Regions from separate parts of the Mus musculus genome. Here region 1 is linked to region 2. The links are chromatin contacts, found by Hi-C in ENCODE. All regions are on one chromosome and are shown on one strand. Each heading gives the region's core, a stretch centred on a gene start or an enhancer-like site at or near the end of the contact. The rest is flanking DNA. Distances are from core to core; before and after follow the strand shown. Region 1 overlaps Bnip3l (BCL2/adenovirus E1B interacting protein 3-like). Region 2 overlaps Nr1d2 (nuclear receptor subfamily 1, group D, member 2).

Region 1 (3,536 bases), core at 778-3,277, about 49 Mb after region 2:
ATTTCAGAAGTATGTTTTCTTAAAATATTAAAATCGGGGGGGGGGGGAAGCTATTAATTGAAAAGACATGCCACAAGTTAATGAATTAAGGGAAATACTGGCTGACTTTTGAATAAATGCCACAAAGTTTAAAAGACAAAGACGGTACCCATAGCAGCCTACCAGTGTATTCCAGAATCATGCTCCACAATGGTGTTTTACCATCTGGGGGAGGGAGGGTAGCATTTTTCATTTACTCCTACATTTATATTTAATAATTTATACATTACTCACAATTAGCCAAATTTTAAATAACTCATAAAAGATAAATAATGATGGCTCCTTTCTTTTGACTGCCTTGTTGCCTAGTCCCATTAAGTCCCATTAAGTCACATGATGACTCTATCAGGGTACTTACCCGAGCCCCAAGGCCAGCACATGAGAAAGGAAGAGAGATGGGATGAAAACTTTTAGGAACTCTGCAGAGAAAATGCCCCCTTTCTTCATGGCTCCACTCTTCCTCATGCTTAGAGACGCAGCACGTTTAGGGTGTCTGAAATGGAACTCTCTGGGGAAGAAGTTCAGAGGCTGGAATCAGACCACAAGTGCTGCAGATGCCGGGCCTGAGCAAGCCCCTCCACATGAGCACAGAAATCACACCGCCCGCCCAGACACATGCAGTAACTTACTTGGGTGGGATGTTTTCGGGTCTACTGGACCAGTCTGATACCCAGTCTGCACTTTTCTTCAAAGCCTCAACTTCCTTTTCTCCTTCTACAACTTCTTCTTCTGACTAAAAAGAATTAAACAGTGAGAAGAAAGGAACAAAAGAAACACAGAAAAGAACAATTCTTTTTAATAAAAAAACAAACTAAATACAAAGTTGTGTATTGGTGATTTTAATGGAGGAAACAAGCTGTTTTCTAAAACTGAAGTAGACTGTAACCCTGGAAAAGTCCTCTGCAGGGGTGGCAATGCTGTGGCCTTGGTGCTGTTGAACCCGAGGATGCACACGTAGTGTTTCACTGTGTCCTTCTCAACATTAAACTTCCTATGCTGTACATATTCCCAACTGCATTTAAAATAAACATACCAAAAAGGAGATGGGAACAAATTAAATCTGTGAGGAAGTTAGCAAAGGGATGTGGTAAATCATGAGGCTGCCAACCACCTGAGACCAGCATCTACTAAAGCCAATGTCACTCATTAAACTTTACCATGGTCAATTCCAAACAGAAACTGCTGCATTCCACTCTACAAATGAGGACAGGGCGTGTGTGCCTTGCTGAGGGCCTCGTAACTAAAGGGGAAGACTACTGTTTTCTAACCCAGGCAAATTGCTCCAAAGGCCCAGGTTTCTTACTCTCTGAAAGATTTTTTTTTAAAGATGAATATTTCTCAAGATTTTGAAAACATATTAGTCAAGTTTTTCTGGAATAAGCTATTTTGAAGTGAGCCAGAAGTTAACATCTATTGCAATAAATGAAAAATATTCTTTTTATTGCTAATGATAACCTAAGCTTTCAGGCCAGAAAAAAACAAACAAACAAATAAACAAACAAAAAACCATTACATTTCCACATGCCTTTTCTTGTTTTTGTTTCTCTGAGACAGTACCTCATTCTGTAGCCTAGGCTGACCTGGAATTCAATATGGGGCCAGGCTGGCCTTTGATCTCAACTGCTGGGATAATAGACTTGGGCTATCATGTCTGGAAAACTCTTTTAACAGAAAGGGAGAGATGAAAAATTCCTAAAAATGACACATTAGTTGTATTTATTTAGTTTCAAAGGAATGTGAGGCTGTGACTCCAAACCAGAGCCCCAAAACTCTGATTCTGACTGACAGCTGAAGCCACCTGGCCTCTTCACAGGACGCTTTCCCCATAGCCCCAGTTCCTCGGGACTCAGCTGTCTGGGAGTGTGAGCCTGGCTCTACACATCACCCCTTTACTACCAAATCCAAGCCAAAAGCTCAGGGGATGTTTGCGTCCCTTTGTCAGCACGGTCCTTATCTAGTTCTGCTGAAGTTGGCAAATTCCACCAACTAACACAATGCAGCATTTAAGACAGAGCTTTTCCCAGCAGGCACTGAGCTTACTCAGAATCATGAGCTGGCTCTGTGGAGCAACCCTGAGATCATCCTCAGGCAGAAGCCAATCAGCAGTCATGCTGCAAGCACTGAGCAGCATGTGTGCACAACATTTGTGAGTTTTCAGACTACTATAGGTTCTTCTTTTTTTTTTTTTTTAAGATTTATTTATTTTATGTGAGTACACTGTCACTGTCTTCAGTCACACCAGAAGAGGGCATTGGATCTCATTACGGATGGTTGTGAGCCACCATGTAGTTTCTGGGAATTGAACTCAAGACCTCTGGAAGAGCAGCCAGTGTTCTTAACCGCTGAGCCACCTCACCAGCCCCTATAGGAGATTCTTTTGTTTTCATTTTTTGTTTGTTTATTTATGACATGTAGAAGCCACAGGTCAACAGGTAAAAGCTGACTTACTCCTTCCACCATGTGGGTGCTGGGGCTTCAATGTGGGGTGGAACTCAGGCTGTCTTGCTGGTTCCCTGTTCTTTTGGTTTGGTTTCAGCAATGCTGGAGACTTAAACCCATGGCCTCCCACATGTTAGGCAAGAGTTTTGCCTCAGTAACTGCACTCTAGCCAGATGGTAGTTTGTTCTTAGTTCCTCCTTTGGCCTCCCAGAATGCCTGCTTTCTGGTTTAGCTTAGGTATTTTTTAACCAGTTAATATTTTATTCTTTTCAGAGTACAAACAGAGAGATTTGTGCTCTGAATTTTCGAATACGATGAGATTTCCTCCACGGGAATAAAGCAAAGTTACCATTGGAGTCATATAGTTATTTTAGTCTACAAACACATTTCTAACCTTAAACTCTAATATTAACATGATTCTACATTCTTTTATTGTCTGAAATTTGTCAATCCCAGAGTTTTGGAGAGGGGATGGTGAGACAGCCTCAAACATTCTTTAGAGCCTAGGCTGCCCTATAGATCTCATGATTCTCAGCCTCCTGAGTCCAGAAACTGCAATAAACCTTAACACTATGCTTGGTTCATTTTGAGATTTTAAGCCATCTTCCTGTGACTAAAGAATATGACAAAAGGGCCCCTCATCTAACCACACAGGACTCATGCTTTGCTCTTCCCTGGACACATGCTTCCAGTCAACTGTCTTCACCACCTCACAGTCCTTATCTTACACTCAGTTAATCTTCCTTTCAAAGTCTCTAAACCGGGATAGTAAGCTGCACGCCTGTATCCACATACAAATAAACCAGAGTCTCACAAGATAAGAAAGAAGCTACTTCCAAAGATCTCAGTTCTGCACTGGACCCATTCTCAACAACAACAGTGTCGGCATGAGAGTGTAAATGTTTCTTGCTACACAATGGGGCCTCATGAGTACCATCGTCCTATCAGTAAGAACAACGCTCTGTGCCAGCTTAGGAATCCCCACCCCACGGCTCTGCGGTCCTGTCAAGTTTCTCTGTGTGCCCAGCAAGCTCTCCTGGGACTAACTCCCTTCAGAG
Region 2 (4,051 bases), core at 50-2,549:
CTGCTAAGGTGTCATTCTGCAGGTGGCCACTGAACTGGGTGTTCATCATGGTCTTCATTGCACTTTGCATTTCAATTAGCATTCTCTGTTTTTCACGCTTAGGAATTCGGCCAAATCGAACAGCTATGAAGAGAAAGCAAGTTAGCGTCTATATTCTAATAAGCTCTGCTTACATAAAACAATGACACAAAACTAGCTCTGAAACCCTTGGCTCTTGTCATACAAGTCAAGAATATCTACATGTCTCAGCTTAAGTTTTTCTAAACTTGGGTACTGATTCAGTAAAGGAAATGAGAAAGAAGAGAAAACTTTCCAAAACAAGGGTAAGAAAAAGACGTTGAGTTTTTTCCTAAGCAAAAATCTAAGAAACATAAAAATATAAGAACCGCAATATAAAGCATACCAGCCCCTTACTAAAGCCGGGCAACCACACAGCACTCTGGACAATCTCTGTGAGCTCCAAGCCAACCAGGACTACACAGTGAGACCCTACCTCAAAAAAATTTTTTTAAAAAGACTAAGACAGCTAAGAAAGCCTGACCCAAGGTGATGATAATATAGTACATAATAAATATATGTATATTATTTTATGTGTATCAATGTTTTGCCTGCAAGTGTGTGTGTGTGTATAGATATAGATATAGATATAGATATAGATATAGATATAGATATAGATATATCTCACATCACATATTGTGCCACAGATGCACAGATGGAGAAGAATGCATCAGGGTCCCCTAGTATGGAGTTACAGGCATTTGTGAGTCACTTTGTAAATACTAGGAACTGAATCTGAATTCTCTGTAAGAGCAGTGTGTGCTTTTAATCAATGAGCCATCTTTCTATGTCAAATAAATCCTGCCCTTCATCCCCAGAAAAAGAAAACTTAAAATCTCTTAAGAAAAGTTGTGTGAATGGTGGCATACACCTTTTAATCCCAGTAGGCAGAGGCAGGTGGATCTCCAAGTTGGGGGCCAGCCTAGTCTACAAAGTTAGTTGCAGTACAGACAGGGCTACACAGAGAAACCCTGTCCTGAAAACAAAAAAAAAATCATTTAGGAAAAATCTGAGTCAATTTACATGAAGCTACATAAAAGGCAACCATGCAAATAGCTGCCTCTGAGATAATAGTACTCATTCCACCATAGTGAGTTTAAACCCACAGGAGGTTGCAACGTGCTTTCTGAATCTGTACATACCAACCAAAGAGGCCCTGGTAAGTGCTGACAGCTCAATGAGCAAGCTCACACTCTGTCAACACTCTGCACTGGGCACGTACCATCTCGTGACATCCCCACAGACAGACACTTCTTAAAGCGGCACTGCTGGCACCGGTTCCTGTTCATCCTCATGATGGAACAGTTCTCATTCTTCAGGCACTTCTTATACTGGATGTTTTGCTGAATGCTCCTCCGAAAGAAACCCTAAAGTAAAGGAAGATTTATCTATCCATGTAAAAACGTGAAATCCTCACAAGAACTATTCCCATATCAAGCTAGTATATGTGGAGCTAGACCTATGTCAAAGAAAGAAATTCTTGACAAAAAAGTTAACTGGCTCCTTACTGGTATCTATCAGTAGATACAACACTTAACAAACAAAATTTCTCTTCCTGTGGAAGATTCCTTGTGCTGGCCCAAAGTACCTTTTTTATAGGCATTCCTGTGCTATACCTCAGCAGCAGCTACAAGTTCAATCTTGAAAGCAAGTTTCAAAACTTGTTTTCTGTTTTTTTTTTTTTTGGGGGGGGGGGGTGAGGTGGGGTGGATGGATCTCAATTAGCCCAGGGTAGCCTTGAACTACTGATCCTCATACCCCTACCTCCCAAGTGCTGTGCCACTATATGCAGCTTTCAAAACTTTTGAGACATAAAAGCTGACAGTTTGATAGCTGGATTCTATCACTAGAACCTTATGTTACAATAGCTGAGCTCGGTCATTTCTGGAACATTCTCTGTTGTCACCAACTAAATCTAGACACACATGCCAGACATCCCTGGCCACATGTAAGCAGCACATGTTATAACACATGCCCACATCCAGGAAAAGAGGGTTCCCAGACTGATGAATATAAACAACTATCTTGACTACATAAATCATTAGCATATGCTCTATGCCAGATCTTCATCTACCCCAAGCTCAATTTTCCTAGGAAAAAACACAAAACTCAAGAAAAACAACTAAAAATTCACTTCAAACTGCATATCCCCTTAATATTATAACTGACTACACGATACATCTTATTAAATATTGACCAGATATAACACTTTTGCATTTTACTGTTATGATACTATATACTTGTTTTAAATTATGCAAGAGCTAAGAAAAATGCATTTTTTAAGAAGGTACTGAGGACTTGGTGGTGGTGGCATATGCCTTGAATCCCAGCACTCTGGAGGCAGAGGTAGGTGGATCTCTGTGAGTTCTGCCAGCCTGGGCTATAGAGCGAGTTCCAGGATAGCCAGCACCACCCAAAGAAACCCGGACTAAAAAATAAACAAACAAGCAAAACAAAACAAAACAAGTAAAAAGAGGGTACTAGAATCTATGAGGTGGATCAAGGTAAAGTATTTGCCTAAACTTGTTAGACCTTGGGTCTCATTCCCAGCACAGCACTACCCCAAAAGTATGCATTTAGCATGGTTTACATTACTTGATTTCCAAGTAATCACAGTAACTTGGAAAGCTAAGGCAGATTTTGAGTCTAAGCCAGCCTGGGCTACTTCAGAAGACCCTGTCTCAAACAAATACTACCAAGATATTGATCAATTATTTGTATTTATCAATATAGTGATGAGAGATGGCTCAGTGGTTGAAAGCACCAGCTGCTCTCCAGCACCCACATGGCAGCTTACAACCATTTGTAGCTCTTGCTGTAGTAGATCTGACGCCCTCTTCTAGACTCCATGGGCACCAGGAACTCAAGTGGTACATAGACACACATCCAGGCAAACCAGTAATACACATTTAAAAGATACTTTTTAAAAGAGAATATATAATACATTTCATTCAAATTGTTGTTATATTATCTAACTGCAAACTGAGCATGAATTTAACTTTAAAATACTTTACATTTTCTTTAAAATATATATACAATTCTCTAAGACAATAGAAAAGAGCTACGTCTACAGAAAAAAACACTTACTAGTCATTAAAAACTCCCAGACTCAACTCATTCAGATTTGTCCCAGGAGAGACTTATTTTTTCTTATCTTATTCACCCTGCCACATCCTGCCAAACTGGATTCCTACTCTAGCCTACAGTGAGAAAACAAGAACACATGTTGATCTTGTTTGGTTACAGAAAAAAAGAGTTGTGTCAGATTTAAGAGAGATTCTGGATGTACGTGAGGAGGCGGGGCCACCTCAAAGAGCTTACCTAAGATTCTGGTTGCAATCACTAGAAATTAACTCTTTCCTGTGTGTTCTACTTAATGATCTGACTCATTTGTATTCTACTGTTTGTTGCTATTATTTTTGTTTGTTTTGTGTTTGAGATAAGATCTTGCTAAGTAGCTCAGGCTAGCTTAGCATCAACAATCCTCTTGCCTCAAGCATTATTTCTCAGCACACTACATTTAAATAAACACTTAGCAGTTATTCCGAGTCCACAGTACCTAACAGGATAAGAGCTAATGTGGTCTATGTTCCCCAAGGATCATGTTCTAGAAACTAACACCCACCTATGACACAGTGCTGCATGTGTCATAGGTGGTCTGCTTTCTTGAATTGGCTAATGTTAATATGAAAATGAATTTGTTATGAATACATTAGGAGTCAGGCATGATGGTGCATGCCTTTAATCCCAGCAGAGGCAGGTAGACCTCTGTGAGTTTGAGGCCAGCCTGGTTGCTCTACATAGCTACATAGTACCATGGCTACACAGAAAAACCCTGCCTAAAACAAAACAAAAAATGTGGGCTGGGCTCATTTCTATACACACTTATGTTCACATTCTTACACATGAGCATGATGTTTCTATTCAATGCCTTCCATCCTCCAACAGAAAGGCCTCCCAAGATGCAGCCCCTAGTCTTCAAACTGCTGAAGCA

The links. Hi-C counts contacts between places; a loop is a spot of excess contacts on that map.
Region 1: a map of regulatory T cell shows a loop between it and region 2 (48-fold over the local background). The contact joins two enhancer-like sites. A Hi-C loop is called at or near these places in 2 of 37 maps with a recorded cell type or tissue (T-helper 1 cell and regulatory T cell).

Annotation. Positions count from the first base shown.
Region 1 is chr14:66,988,738-66,992,273 of GRCm38, forward strand. It overlaps Bnip3l (BCL2/adenovirus E1B interacting protein 3-like), which reads right to left. Exons shown (of 6, transcript NM_009761.3): 4 at 669-772; 5 at 398-547. Among named protein-coding and RNA genes, the nearest start is that of Bnip3l, 18 kb to the right of the region's middle. Within about 2 kb of position 2,028, at least 1 of the 3 ENCODE cell types and tissues checked has a DNase peak (open chromatin) inside an H3K27ac peak, as active enhancers do.
Region 2 is chr14:18,215,371-18,219,421 of GRCm38, forward strand. Nr1d2 (nuclear receptor subfamily 1, group D, member 2) reads right to left here. Exons shown (of 8, transcript NM_011584.4): 4 at 1,280-1,424; 5 at 1-123. Among named protein-coding and RNA genes, the nearest start is that of Nr1d2, 22 kb to the right of the region's middle. Within about 2 kb of position 1,300, at least 1 of the 3 ENCODE cell types and tissues checked has a DNase peak (open chromatin) inside an H3K27ac peak, as active enhancers do.